Regions from separate parts of the Homo sapiens genome. Here region 1 is linked to region 2. Evidence: chromatin loops called from intact Hi-C (ENCODE). Cell type or tissue: A673. All regions are shown on one strand.

The links. A loop is a pair of places that touch in the nucleus more often than their neighbours do. Peaks named below come from ENCODE experiments on the same cell type or tissue, not always from the same donor. Only the 100,000 strongest peaks of a DNase experiment are listed, where the experiment ranks them.
Region 1: a loop joins it to region 2, with 6 times the contacts of the local background. A loop is called at or near these places in 29 of 110 quality-filtered maps.

What each region holds. Positions count from the first base shown.
Region 1 is chr2:182,236,154-182,244,153 of GRCh38, forward strand. PDE1A (phosphodiesterase 1A) reads right to left here. Exons shown (of 15, transcript NM_001363871.4): 3 at 3,957-4,139. Among named protein-coding and RNA genes, the nearest start is that of PDE1A, 190 kb to the right of the region's middle. In A673, a CTCF peak has its summit at 4,790 (motif pointing right); no DNase peak of the experiment used is centred here.
Region 2 is chr2:182,645,714-182,653,713 of GRCh38, forward strand. It overlaps a transcript of PDE1A not described here. Among named protein-coding and RNA genes, the nearest start is that of DNAJC10, 67 kb to the right of the region's middle. RefSeq lists an enhancer at 6,138-7,337. In A673, CTCF peaks have their summits at 3,780 (motif pointing left) and 5,273 (motif pointing left); DNase peaks (open chromatin) are centred at 3,748 and 5,158; H3K27ac peaks cover 1,074 bases.

The DNA.
Region 1 (8,000 bases), 410 kb before region 2:
GTGGGTGATTAGGTAGAATAAGAAATTATCCTATATCTCTATTGAAAGATTTTAGAACAGTTAAAACTAAAAATACTTATATTAATTACTCCATTGATATAGGTATAATTATTCTAATCTTGCAAAGCAAGGAAACTACTAATCATACTATACAAGATCTAGAATAATTACTATCAACAGTGATACTCAGGTGTTTTTTTTTTTTGGAAACAGTCTTTTCCATCTGTTTCTAGTCATTACTATTAATACTAAAAAAATGGAGGTGCAGGGGAAATGGAAGGATGATGAACAGGCAAAAGCGTCAATATAAAAATCATTCAGGATTAAGAAATTTTAAAATGTTAATTAACGTTAGCTCGACTTGACTTCATGGCACAGAAAGGCAAAGAGAACACATGCTTTGAATCACATGTTAGCCACTCACTGCTGTGTGACCTTTGGAAACTATTTAATGTCATTCATTTGTAAAATGAGAATAATTATAAGCTTTTTGTGTAAATGATTCTCAGTACAAGTAAGCCATCATTTTTATTATTATTTTAACTGTTCTCATTACTTTGCAGCCAATATCATTGGTTCAAAATCTTATGTCTTTAGAGCTCTCTGGCCTCAATGGGACCTCTGATGCTACTGAGTTTCTTAAACTTGGGATAGGTTGAGAAATGAATACCAATATACTTTCTCATTACATGGAATGTAAAGGAAGACAAAGAGGATTACCCTTCCAAAGAGATAGCAAAACTTTCCCATTATCATACTTTTCTAATTCTATAATCAGGAATAGAATTCTAGGATGGAAAATTAGAAATAGAACACTAAGATGGAAAATTAAGGTGACTCATCCTTGAATTAGAATGAGCATCGGAGATATCTTAACCCAGTTGTCTCACACTTTAGTAAACAGGTGATATATTACAAGTTTCTGAAAAATGATAGTGAATTTCCTGGGCTCCTAAAGGTGGTGAAAGTCTAACTGGAAATGTAGTGGATTATTTGTGGAAGTTTCCATAATAGTTACAAGATATAATTCAAAAACTCTTTAAAAATACTATTTTAAGGACGGGCGCAGTGACTCACGCCTGTAATCCCAGAACTTTGGGAGGCCGAGGCGGGTGAATCACCTGAGATCAGGAGTTCGAGACTAGCCTGGCCAACATGGGAAACCCTGTCTCTACTAAAAATACAAAAAACAATTAGCCGTGCGTGGTGGCATGCGCCTGTAATCCCAGCAGGAGAATCTCTTGAACTCGGGAGGCGGAGGTTGCAGTAAACGGAGATCAAGCCACTGCACTCCAGCCTGGGTGACAGAGCCAGACTCCGTCTCAAAGAAAAACAAAACAAACACACAAACAAAAAACAACACTATTTATACCAGGCACTCTGCAAGGCAACAGACTTATTTAGTGGAAGGCAAGGGAAATATTGTTGCTATTTCACAGGGCTTATTCCAGTGGTGAGGAGAAATGAAAAATAAGATACAATATATGATTACAAACAGGGATAAGTGCTAGGAGGTAAACCACTGGCTGGGGGCAGCAATAGTGAGGAACAGCATAGAGTGATCCGGGAAGACCTCTGGAACGGTAAAAGGGCCAGCCCGCCATGTTGAAGGGTGGGGAGAACCACTTCTGACAGAGAAAATAACAGGATGAATGGCTCCAAGGCAGGAAAGAGCTTAGAAATGTTCTTGAAATTGAAATCAGGCTGGTATAGGTGTTCAGTCAAGGATGAAGGTTGCAGTAGATGAGGCTAGAAAGCAGAAAGGGACCTAACCAGGCTCAAGTGAATTGGGAAACCTTCTGGTGGTTTGAAGCTTAAGAATGACAGGAACTAGGCTGGGCACGGTGGCTCACGCCTGTAATCCCAGCACTTCGGGAGGCCTAGGTGGGTGGATCACGAGGTCAGGAGATCAAGACCATTCTGGCTAACACGCTGAAACCCCGTCTCTACTAAAAATGCAAAAAAATTAGCCAGGCAGGGTTGCGGGTGCCTGTAGTCCCAGCTACTCGGGAGGCTGAGGCAGGAGAATCACTTGAACCCGGGAGGCGGAGCTTGCAGGGAGCCGAGATCGCGCCACTGCACCCCAACCTGGGTGACAGAGCCAGACTACGTCAAAAAAAAAAAAAAAAGAAAAAGAAAAAGAAAAGAATGACAGGAACTAATTTATATCCTAAAAACATCACTGTGGAATGGCTTGGTTGGGGTGGTCAAGTTAGGAGGAGAGGAGCCCAGTTAGAAAGTTACTGTCGTATTTCTGAAGGCAGATAGTGGAGGCTTAGATTGTGGTTGCAGGAGTGGAGATGAGGAAGTGAGTGGATTCAGAATGCATTTGGGTAAGTAATTGCCAGGGCTTGCCAGGGAATTGAATCTTGGGAGGAAGCGTTTAAAGGAAGAAGCAACAAGACTTCAAGTAGACTTTCAGCTGTCAGGATTGAAGATGATTACTTTTGAAAATTTCCAATAAACTTGTCCCACTATTTTTATGCACCTACTAGTGGGGATTCAACAGTGATTTAAAAAAGACTTTATTTCTATATGTTCTTAGCACATTGATTTCTTAAAGACTGCTTACTAATTTAGTTACCTGAAGAACAATTTTATACTTTTATAGGCTACTAAATGTGTTTTATGTAACATATGAAAAAATTGAAATTTAGCATATTCAGATATTTTATATATTATAACCTTCTCTTGAATGGAAATGGAAAATCAGTTGATCTTCCTCCACAGTTTACATTTTTTCCCAGTTTGCCAAGTTCTGTAATATTTTTTTAAACAAAGAAGACAAAATATACATTTCTTTAGCAAATCAAACATACTCTCATGTTTCATCTGTGATTCTCTCACAGATTTTCTGATGTACTATTTAGATATTTTTAATTTGATGCTAGAGAAAAGTCATCTTCTTTAAATTGCACAGTGTATTTAACCATCTTTAAGCTTTATATTTGTTGCCATGCATTCTCATTTACACTTTTAGAAATTCAAATGTGTTTTCCACTGTCCCTTTAGCAGAAAAAAATTCAAGTTTGTAATATTGATTAACGGTAATGCCTAGAGATATCAGAAGATGAGAAATAATGCAGTTTCTCTAAAATTTAATTTTAGGCATATTGGCAAAATTTTTCTCTGTTTCTCAACTTTATTAGTTTCTAAAATATTCAAATAATCATTCCACATATAATTTCATGTAATTATTTTTTAATCTAAGGGATTTCTGATAACTACTTTTCAATTCTGTCAAACATAAAATGTCTATTTTGGCGAGTCTTTTGTAGTTTTAGTTCTAGGAAATATCTTGTTTCCTAGATGGAAAAAATAAGCTGTATTCTTAAGGGCTGAAAGAATGTAAAATTGGGTCATATTAGCATGTGTTTCACATTGAAAACTCTGATGATATAACTAGGCGTTTCTAGGGGCCATCAAATATCCCTTGCTTCAGTGACAGAAATGTTGAAAAAAAAAAATAACCTATCAAAAGTGAGCATGAGAGAGATTTCCTCCATTATGGAAAGAAGGGAAGCAAATGGTCTTCTGTCTTTAGGGCAGAGGAAGGCCTAAGTGATCTTGACATGTAGATTGCTACCCAGTGTAGAATGTATTTCATGAAATGTTACATTTTATTCAGGTAAAATTAGTTGTGTAACATATACATGTGTCAGAATTGTTTTTAAACAGTTGTTCACAAAGGTTCATTTGAGGAGAAAGGTCATTCAAAAATCTTTGCTTTCAGTCTTCATGTCAACTTAAAATAAATAAAAAGAATGCATCCGGGACCAGGTGTTTTTGTTATAGGTAAGTTCATCATAAAGTCCCAAATTTGTTCATTCTAGTTATCATTATGATCACAGTTTTCGTCAATAAGTGAAATATAGACTGCTCATACCCTTGAAAAAATGAATGTATCTGCTGCCTTTCAAATGTTACTGTCTTGAGATACCAACAATTTCACTTACCTTTCCACAAAAATTCCAGCTTGAACAGCATGCACAATGCTCCGAAATTTTGGTTTTTCCTCAGGTTTCTTTTTTGTCATCCCCATTTTCCGTGTAAAGGTAGAAGCCAACCAGTCCCGGACTTCAGATGGGACTGAGTCAGTCTGAATGTCACTGAGCTCATCTTCAGTATCCAGAAGTCTTCTACAAAAATTTATACAGATTAAACTTTTTTATAAAAAAGTGAAGAAAAACATATAACAGAAAAACAAGGATTGCAATGGGATTTAAAATATAGCCAATCACTCTCTGATTATTCCTTAATATGTACTCTCTAAAGAAAGAAAAAAAATTCATTAACATTTGGAAAGCTCTTAATTTCTCAAATTGATCATATGAAGACAACAACGAATAGACTTGAGCATTTGCAGCTTCCCAAACATTTCAGCACAATGATACACCAGTCTAGAGGTACCGACTGTTAATATCTTTAGTGTGCTATTCTAATAATGAATAAAACTAAGGAAAGATAGGGAAGTGAATTCATAAACAGATGTCTGCTATTAAAGGAAGTAACTGGAGTGGGAAGAAAAAAGGGGGATTGAATCTATAATAGTTGTCATATACTTAATAATCTTGTGTGTATCTTAAGTATAGTACATGCTATTTGAATTAGGCTTTGCAATTTATAAAAGTCATTCACAGATGCTACTTCATTGGATAAGTACCTCTAAATTTTAGGAAAATAACCACTTAAGTGCTCCCAACGATATCCATTCTATCAATGTCACAGATTTTAAAAGTGAAAAAAAAAATGAAAACACATGATATCAAATAGATTATGTTTAAAGCGCATTTCAGGTGACCACGGGGTGGAGCTCTCATGGGTTTAGAGCTGCTGGCTGAGGAAATCAACCCAGTGAGTGAGGTAGTGAATAGGAACTGAAACAATGACCACGCTCTGTATAAGCTCCAGGTAGATAAAATTGACTGGACTGCTGAGTAATAACAGCTGCCATTAAAGAGGAAACTAAGGAAACATCGTTATTTTAAGGCCAGTCAGCTTCGGCAGTCAAGAACTTCCTAGAGGTCTGAACTGGCAACATCCCAGAGGCTCCCCACCAAATACAGAAACAGCTTACAGAACAGTTGAACTTTGCCTCTAGGAAGAACACAGGCCAGCTCTGCCTGCCATTTGACTTGGTTCTTTCCTTATCTGTGCACCAATCTAAAAACTCTGGCACATGTTAGCTTCAACCTTTGGGTTTCATCTGCTTTTGAAAATCTCTTTGCCCAGACCTAGGCCTAACGATTATGAGCTAATGTTGGAAGGTGGCCAGAGATGGTTGTACATGCTAATGCCTCAGAAACAAGGCAGGGGCCATCTCAAAAAGCAGGGACAAAACAAAGGACAAAAAACAGGAGGTCTCCACAAAGAACTCAATCTGACTAAAGAGAGGCTCAAAAGGTAATATGCAGGAGAGGAACTCTTCATGTTCCTTTAAATGACCTCTCACATATGCTGCTGTTTCCTATAAACCTGCAGAAAAGTCATTTGCCAATATTTATTTTCCATGGTATTAAATAAGCATGAATGTATTTATGAAATACCTTATAAAAAATAAACATAAGTTCTGGAGTCACAAAGATACGTGTATACATATAACGATAAAAAATATTTAGAGTTGAATGTTAATACTGATTAATACTTACTCTATATGATTTTTAACTTTCTTTCTGATCTGACATTTGGATGGTTTTGATTTACCCCTAAAACACTGAACTAGAAAATTAAAGCAAAATAGTTTGTTTATCTTTTTGCCCATTTGAAATTAGATTCCCTAGCCCATTTCAGCAAGTCACTAAACTTCATGGCTTGAAAATATCACTACTTTAAAGATAATGCCATTTCTACTATCTCTTATGCAGTGATCAGATACAGTGTAGGTAGAACAAGTGGAATAGGAATCATTGTGGTGTAATCTTGTGATGTCACCATGCTCCAAGCATTCCACTGCAGCCTAGTTTTGTCAGCTAATCTCCTTAGAATGACAGAAACCTGGCTGATGGTGCCAATTCCTCCACAGTAAATTTCATGTTGATGGCTTTAAGGCTATATGTCCTATACTCATAAATGATCCAAGAGAGCTCACCAAACATGACAAAACCAGCATATGGAAGGGATATTCCACATAGTAGAGTGGTACTTAGGAGGCTGGAAATCCTTAGTCGTGATGCATGAGGTCATCTACTGAGAAGAAAGTGCATATAATTTTAGGGAGAAATAATGATACGGATTAATTAGGGACACACAAATAAAGGACGACAGTGTGTTAAGGGAAGAGCATGGAATATGCTATTGTGTAACTTGAAAAGGGAATCTTGAAAAGGCAACAACTACCTCCGTGAGGTTTAATTTTATGTGTCACCATAGGTAGGTTATGGTGGCCAGTCGTTTGGTCAAACACCAATTTAAATGTCGCTGTGAAAGTATTTTTTAGATGTGATTAACATTTAAATCAGTAGACTTTGAATAAAGCAGATTACCCTCTAAATTATGGGTAAGCCTCATCTAATCAGTTGAAAACCTTAAGAAAGAAGATTAAGGTCCCCCAAAGAGAAAGGAATTCAGCTTCCAGAACGCCTTTGAAATCAAGACTGCAACAATGACTCCTGCCAGGGTTTCCAGCCTGCCAGTTTGCTTTGCAAATTTCAGACTTGCCAGCACCAATAATCACATGAGCCCATTCCTTAAAATACGTATCTCGCTCTCTCTCTCCTCTCTCCTCTCCTCCCTCTCTCTCTCTCTCCCTCTCTCTCTCTCTCTCTCTCTCTCTCGTGTGTGTATGTGTGTGTGTGTGTTGTGTAGCTGTTGGTTTGGATAAGAAATCATCTTTCCATCATTTATGAATGCTGCGTGATAACTACCAGTGTAGGTTATAAATAAAATAGAATATAAAGACTCAGTTCTCTATTAATATTCATTTAATAGAACATACCAGTCCTATTTCTCATGTAAAAATCCTATTTGCAATGAAATAAAATGCCTTTTTAGCAATTATAAATCTAAACACCATACTGTTTAAACATTACAGAATTATTGTCAAACTAAATGAAGTGATTAAAAATTGAAAAAATGAGAATGATCCCTTATCAGGTAGAACTTATATTTTAAAAGAAAGACTAAAAATAAAATAAGAATTATGATATAAGGTTAATTATGAGAGGAAACACTATGTTAGATAAGATGATCAGATAGTTAAGACCCGAACAATGAGGAAGTATTAGTTATAGGAAAGTCTGGGGGAAGTCTGTTCTATCTATTCCAGATAGAAAGAAGGGCAAGTACAAAGGCCCGAGGCATGATCAGTATTGGCATGTTTGAGGAACAGGAAGGAGGCCAAATGTGGCTGGAGTATACTGACTGAGAGAGAGAGTGACCCAAGTTGGGAGGCAAACATAGGTATAAGTAAGCTAATATCAGGCCTTGGAAGGATTCTGTCATATTTGCAATGGCAGGTCATTGAATTATTTTAAGCAGGATGTGATATGATTTATGTATCTAAAAGACCAATGTGCATGCTGTGAGAGGAATAGACAAAGTTGTAAGAATGGTGTTTTGAGTTTAGTTAGTTTAGTTAACTGAGCACAATTGCAAAAATGGTCTTTTATTTTGGAAGTTCACTACTTTTCAAAGACCGTAATTGGTATTGAGTTGGGTATCATTTTGTCCTATAAACATATGGCTCAAAGTCTTAATGGTATATTATTTTATTGACTTATTATTATTATTTTTGAGATGGAGTTTCGCTCTTGATGCCCAGGCTGGAGTGCAATGGTGCGATCTCGGCTCACCACAACCTCTGCCTCCCGGGTTCAAGCGATTCTCCTGCCTCAGCCTCCTGAGTAGCTGGGATTACAGGCACGTGCCACCACGCCTGGCTAATTTTGTATTTTTAGTAGAGACGGGGTTTCTCCATGTTGGTCAGGCTGGTCTCGAACTCCCGACCTCAGGTGATCCGCCCGCCTTGGCCTCCCAAAGTGCTGGGATTACAGGAGTGAGCC
Region 2 (8,000 bases):
AAATTAATATATGGCCACTACAGAACAAAATATACTAAATCCAGGTACAACATAACTGTTAATTTGAAAAGGTAAAACGGTGAAGGTTATGCCAGCTTCTTGTTCCATAGTTAAGAAAAATCCATGTTTTAAATATTACCTCCCTCCTCAACAAGGTAAATTATTATTCATGTTAAATGTCATCCAAAGTAAAGAATTTGCCTAAAATATATTTTCTCTTTTTCTAAATATGCTGAATGAGTGATTCGTATCCTCCCCATTTGGGGAAGGAAATGTCATATTTTGGTTGAAAATAACTTCCAATAGGCTACATGGGGATATAAAAGATAAATTTTTAAAAGGGTATAGTAAAAAAAAGAAAAAGAAAGAAAACAACCTTCAGCCACTCTTTTACAGAGTTAGATGGATAAGAATATAGGTTGGATTGGTCATGGCTAATTACATTAAGAATTAAGGAAAATGGGCAGGGCATGCCTGTAATCCCAGCACTTTCAGAGGCCGAGGCAGGTAGATCACCTGAGGCCAGGAGTTTGAGACCAGACTGGCCAACGTGGTGAAACCCTGTCTTTACTAAAAATACATTAAAAAAAAAAATGGGCATAGTGGTGCGTACCTGTAGTCCCAGCTACTCGGGAGGCTGTGGCAGGAGAATCGTTTGAACCCAGGAGGTGAAGGTTCAAAAAAAAAAAAAAAAAGCCATACGCGGTGGCTCACACCTGTAATCCCAGTACTTTGGGAGGCCACGGCGGGCAGATCACAAGGTCAGGAGTTCGAGACCAGCCTGGCCAACACAGTGAAATCATGTCTCTAAAAATACAAAAATTATCTGGGCATGGTGGCAGGCGCCTGTAATCCCAGCTATTCGGAGGCTGAGGCAGGAGAATCGCTTGAACCCGGGAGGCGGAGGTTGCAGTGAGCCGAGATCGCGCCACTGCACTCCAGCCTAGGTGACAGAGCTAGACTCCATCTAGGAAAAAAAAAAAAAGAATTAAGCAAAGTCACCCAAAAAGAATAATTCCCAAGTCAGTGAAACATAAGTATAACCCAATTAAAGGTAGTAATATTGCTGAAGAAATTATGTATTAAGCAGAATGAAAGATCAGCTAAAAAATCATAGGAGACTCTTTTGAAAACATTGGCAGTGCCTACACAGATGGTGTCAAGAAAAAGCAGTAAATTTAGCCATCAGGCTCTCTGGTAATAAACTGGTTTCCATCTAGGCCTGCGTGGAGACAAAGCAGATGTGGCCATGCTGATAATTGGATTCCAGTTCTTATCACACAGATAATGGTAAAGTAAGAGATTGGCACGATGACTTTTTGCATTAGTTTTAAGAATTTGTTGGGAGTTTGTTTCTTTGTTTTTAACAATGTTGAACCCACCTGTGGAACTGACCGAATTAGGATTTTTAAGGCTGTCCAGCTGAGGACCAGCCCCTCAGCACAACAAAACCTCCAAAATGACTTCACCCCAGGAAGTCTCTTCTCTCAGGGGACATCACTGCGTGCACTCACCTGTGTCCCTGTACCTTTCCATATGCTCTATTAGGGTGATGCTTGCACAGATGAGGGATCTTGACAAGATAGATTACTGAATGGATGGATCAGCAGTTTTCAAGATCAGAATTTATTTCTGGTCTCTTTCCAATAAAGCATAGTTAGATTAGATTGGATCGTACACCTTCCCAGAACAACTTAATACAATAACAATCATATAATTTGTCATTTTTCCTATGGTATCTTTATGTGCTTTGTTTTTATAATGTGCCAAGAGCCTCATGGAATTCAATTTAAGGGTTATTGAGGTAGTCTATTAAGAGTTATTGAGATAGTTATTGAGACAGACTATCGAGATAATCAGCAGCTTCTGCAGGGATAAAATGGAGTCACTTAGGAAAAGACATATCACCTTTTTCTGAGCAGATAAGACTTAAGTTGAACACCATCTGGTTCCAAAACCTTTCATTAGTGTATGGCTTTTAAAGATACGATGCTACAGTAAAGACTAAATCATCTTGGTGGCTACAATTTCAGAATCATTTACTCCAGTTCAATTTAGCATAAGAAGCCTCTGTAGAAAAATTGGCTTTCGAAACCCAAATTACACAGTGAGCTGATAAACAATTAAATGAAATTCTGTCATTGACAGGAAGAGCTAGGCAGAGGAGGACAAAAAAGGGAGAGAAAGATGCCCAAATTTACTGAGGAAAAAAAAAGGCACAGGAAAGGAAGTGAGGTGAGTATCGGCAGGTTAACCTCACATCCTTCTGAGAGACTTTCCTCTAGAAAGCTGATTTTCAAATTTGCTTGAAGATAAGAACTGACTAGAACACTTGTTTAAAAAACTCTCAGGCCTCAGCCCGGACCTACTAAACCATGGTATATTGGAAAAACCATAGTATATTGGAGAAGAAACCTGGTAACCTGGCAATCTGTGCATATAACAAGTGCCTCACGTGTTCCTCATCAGGTAAGTTTGAGCTAGCACTGTAGCTAAAAAGATGTTTCTATGGGCTTGTTGGGACATTCTGAGCCTTGCGAGTAGTAAGCCTCATTCTTAATAAGACGGTCCAGTTGTTGGAGTCAGAATAGGAGCTCTGATTCAGACGAGCAGAACAAAAACATTAAGGCCTCACAGTTTGTGGCAAGAGCTTAAGTAGATGCAGTAATAAGTCCAGGCTGGGCACAGTGGCTCACACCTGTAATCCCAGCACTTAGGAAGCTGAGGCTGGAGGATCCCTTGTGGCCAGGAGTTTGAGACCAGCCTGGACAACAGAGCAAGCAAGACCCTGTCCCCACAAAAAAAAAAAAAAAAAAAAAAATTAAAAAAATTACCTGGATGTAGTGGTGCACTGGTGCATGCCTGGAGTCCTAGCTGCCTGGGAGGCTGAGGGAGGAGGATCACTTGATCCCAGGAGATTGAGGCTGCAGTGAGTCATAATCATGTTACTGCACTCAGCCTGGGTGGCAGAGCAAGACCCTGTCTCTTTAAAAAAAAAAAAAAAAAAATTCAAGACAAGGCAGTTAAAGCCAGTTGCAATTAATTTAAATAAACACCAACAAAGCATCCTAATACCTGTAATATGAAGACATGGGTGCAAATGCCAACACTTCCAGTCACATTTTTATCATCTATACAAAAGAAGTGATGATATCCAGTTTATAGATGTTATTATCAGAGCTGGTGTTTGAAAGTGCCACCTAAATATGAGCAATTATTGCTACTAGGTAAAGGGTACCAGAGCAAGTGCTCATATCAGGACAGTCAAACAAGAGGTGTCCCTACAAGTGGGTGGGGAAACACAGCAATGGGAATGTAGAATGGAAAAATTGTGAGGTGTGTGTAAGTGGCAGCAGGTAGCAGGCCCCTCTGGTGGCCTAGAATACATCTGAAACTATCATCTTCAGGCATAGAAAGAAGAAAATGAGATGTGAGTTAGTTGAGAAGAAACTGGATAGCTGAGAGATTACCAAGATAAGATTCAGACATATTAAAAACAATCTTGGTACCCACTGCCTGGCGACAGGGTATGTGGTAGCAGCTTTGTGCAACATAAGTTATTAGCACAGAAACCAAAATCAGAATAGGAAAAGCAACATGAGCTATTCCTAACACTTCAGTTCCCCTTGGTCAGAGGTAGGAAAGTTGAGCCTACAAATAGGAATAAAGTCCCAGCCGTAGAACATAGAGAGACGCAGGAAGCTAAAGAGGTTTTTTCAGGGGGCAGGTAAACCTTGTTCAATCATGAAATGATGTTCAAGAGAGACATCTACTGGCCGGGAGCAGTGGCTGACAATTGTAATTCCAGCACTTTGGGAGGCCAAGGTGGGAGGGTCTCTTGAGCCCAGCAGTTCGAGACCAGCCTGGGCAATATACCAAGACCCCACTCTATACAAAAAAAAAAAAAAAAAAATTGAGATGGAGTCTCGCTTTTTCACCCAGGCTTGATTGCAGGGGCGCAATCTCAGTTCACTGCAACCTCTGCCTCCCAGGTTTAGGCAATTATTTGCCTCAGCCTCCCAAGTAGCTGGGATTACAGGCGCCTGCCACCACGTCCGGCTAATTTTTGTATTTTTAGTAGAAACAGGGTTTCACCATCTTGGCCAGGCTGGTCTTAAACTCCTGACCTTGTGATCCATCCACCTCAGCCTCCCAAAGTGCTGGGATTACAGGTGTGAGCCACTGTGCCCGGCCTACAAAAAAATTTTTTTTTAAATTAGCCAGACATGGTAGCTCATGCTTGTAGTCTCAGCTACTCGGAAGGTTGAGATAAGAGGATCACTTGAGCCCAGGAGTTTGAGGCTGCAGTGAGCTGTGATCATATCTAGGTGTGATCGTACTCCAGCCTAGGTGATAGAGCGAGACTCTCTCTCCAAAAAAGAGAGAGAGAGACATCTGCTGCCAGCAAAAAGATCCTAGATCTATCCATAGGTTTAAAACACACATGGCTTTAGGTGCCAGGTAGATGAGGAAATGTATAAGGGCACAGGGTCTCAGACTATGGGAAAACGCAAGTATTGTTTAGTATTTAGAATGCAATCACTGAAATGCAGTCTAACTCAGATTTTTAAAAACCTACTAACAAGCAAAACTGGTCTCTGGGCTAAATAAAATCCCAGGAGACCAGGTTTTAACATGAATGGCCCAGAGCAGAGAGCACAGATACAAATATGTAGTGTGATGTATTCAATAACATTAAAAGTTATTTTTTTAACTTCAGATTCAGACTTAAGGAACATTCAGTTAGCACCTACTATAACCTAGGAATGAGGCCCTCCTATATACATTTCATGTGCATGGAAATAGGGAAGAACCAGGCTACTTGAATCAAAACACTTTGATAACCTTATTCCCCAGAAAGCATCTCAAAATTCTGATTTCATGTCTACAATAATGATAAAAATGACAGTAGTAGTAATAACAGTTATACAAGGTAATTAAGTAAAATGTCATAAAGTAATGTAGGGATAACAATTATACCTATACATATTGTAACTCTAACTTTTTTAACGTAAGTATACTCTCTTGAGAAATTAATTGTATCCTCGGCATTAAAGAACTTAAACCATCCCAACTGAAAACACTTGAAAGAGAACAGGAAAATCCCACTGCTCCATGCTGACAACTGATATTCAAGATCTTGCGTAAGAATTCTAACCTTCTTGGAAGTATTCACAATGACTTTTAAATATCTGCCTTCATGTTACATTTAAAAAGGCTTCTTGAAAAACAATAGGAGTAGAGTGCCCTCTAGAGTCTTATTTGTGTTTTGTTTTTTGGGTTTTTGTTTTGTTTTGTTTTGTTTTTTTCCAGATGGAGTTTCGCTCTTGTTGCCCAGACTGGAGTGCAATGGCATGATCTTTACTCACTGCAACCTCTGCCTCCCAGGTTCAGGCAATTCCCCTGCCTCAGACTCCTGAGTAGCTGGGATTACAGGCACCTGCCATCACACCCAGCCAATTTTTGTATTTTTAGTAGAGATAGGGGTTCACCATGTTGGCCAGCCTGGTCTTGAACTCCTGACCTCAAGTGGTCCACCCGCCTTGGCCTCCCAAAGTGCTAGGATTACAGGTATGAGCCACCACACCTGGCCTTGTATTTTTAATGCCAAATTAGGGGGGTAGATAATTTGATCATTTCTGGCTGCAGTCATTGAAATTGAGAAATGTGAAAAATTTGACTATTGCTGCTACAAAAATGTATCTCTTTACAAAATTTAGTATGATCTTTTTCCTCCCAAGAGAAATCTCTTTGAACATTACCTATCTACATAGTTAGAACAGACAAAAATATTAAAGATTTGTATTGAAAATGTGTTAATTTGTATTCTACTTTCTATGTCCTACACATACAAATTTATTCAAAGGAATTCTAATATCAGTATGACTATTTCATCTTTTGTGTGCACTTTTTAAAAACTTATACATTCATTTCAGTCCATAAGTTACCAAAAGGGAAACAATATTTGTTAATCTAACATTTGAGGCTTCTACCTAAAATTTATACAACGCATTTGGGTAACTAATAAACGCTTTTACACATAGGTGCATTAACATACACTGATTAAAATAAAGGCATAGCTAGAAATGTCTTCGCCCCACTTAAGACATACAGATCATCACAAGGCTGTGATGGCAGGCCTAATAGGAATATGTGAAGCCTAAAGCTGCAAACTTGGAATCTGCAGTTTAACAAAAGATAGGCTTTGCTTTTACATCTAGCACTCCACTATTTATCAAGGAAGTCAGGGATCCAACATACTTAGCTCTAAAATGGGATAATATTGACAGCTGAGCTTATTATGTATTTTTAATGTATCAATTGTAAAAATTTATAGGAGGGCTGTATAGATCATAAATAGCAATGCATATAAGGTATGTTTTCTGTTTTTCACATAAAATGGAGAGTTCAGCCAAGTTAGGTCATCCTTGAATAAAAACATGAAGCATTCTCCCAGTATTATTGCAGACTGCTCTTCAAGCTTCTTTGCCAATGTTTTCTCCTCACATATATATTACCTGTCCCTTGACTATAAGTGTTTTAAATATTCTTTGGGACTCTTCCCTATGACCTGTCTAATTTCACTGCTGAAATTCTCCCTAGAGAAATTTTTCCCTCCCAGGTCTTTAGATTCCTTCTGCAGTCTAGAAACACACTTACCTCTCTAGATCGACCTCCTACGATCTGGATCCCTATTTCAACTGCCTATTTTACACCTCCTTCATCCTCAGCGTCAGAGGAACCCTAGGCCTGAGATCAAAGACATACAATAGAGATCTGAGGCAAGATGTCGTCACTGCAAAATGAGTCAAAACATGCATGGAACTATCCTCCCCAGCCACAGCCGGATAAAAAGGTATAGCTCACAGGATGTGAGGTGGGGCACATCCTCTTGACGCAGTCCACCCCTGGTACCATTGAGACCCACTTGTACCCTATATTAAATGCAATTCATCACTGAGTGTTCAAGGTGGTGGCCTCTTCAAAAAGCTTCATATACAACAGTTACAGGTAGAAACTACAAATGCTGCAACTGGTACCCAAATCATAATTCATATTCATATTTCACTTCTCTATTACACTTTGTAATTTCTCTCTCCCTTTTGTCCATCAGGTTGCTCAGTCCCTCTTTTGCTGATATAGGTTGCTTGTCTAATGGAGTCACCCAAACCTTCAGCTGATTCTGAGTTCTTAGTTGTTTTGTTCTTACCATGTTATGGTCACTGCAATTTCTGGTTCATCATTGTCACCAGACATGGACACACAAGTGCACCTCATGAGTTCTACTGTGTAGTAGCAACTCTAGCTCTTCAGGATCATGGGGCTCATTTCCCCCAGGAATATACTTCTTTTTTGGCTGCCATTCTGCTGGCATGAGGAGCCCATAACATAGGAATCACTTTCGACCCTTTTGAAGTAGTCACAATTGCAGGTTTAGTGGGCACTTACCATATTGCTGAGTGCAAATATTCCCCTAATATAGCAGAGCTAATTTATTTAAAAAAGGAAAACATGAATTCCATCCTGAGGTGGACCTCAGGATGATAGGGAGGGGAACCAATTCTGTTTCCATGTCTTGCTTCCTGGATCTGCATATTTTAGCCATGAGAGACACCTCGCTATGTATCGCTAATGATTTAAGGCAATTCTGAAGGACATTGACTAAATCACTCCATAATTTTAATCATTTGGTTTTTTTCGAGGGGATGTGGTGTGTGGCAGGACCAGAAAACTATTTGGCCATACACTTGCTTACTCACCTCTTTCTCTATGAAATTAGGCTCTTGATCTGACAGGATGTTTACAATATTGCTTTTGTAAATCATACATTCTGTAAGTGCTTGAATGAGGTGTTGCAGAAACCCCGTTATCAAGGAAGGAAACCCATATCTAGAAAAGATAGCAATTGAAGAATCAGTTTCATCTTCAGGATGGAAGGGGATTGATGTAATCAACTTGCCATCAAGTGATTACTTAATCTCCTTGAGGGATGGGAACAT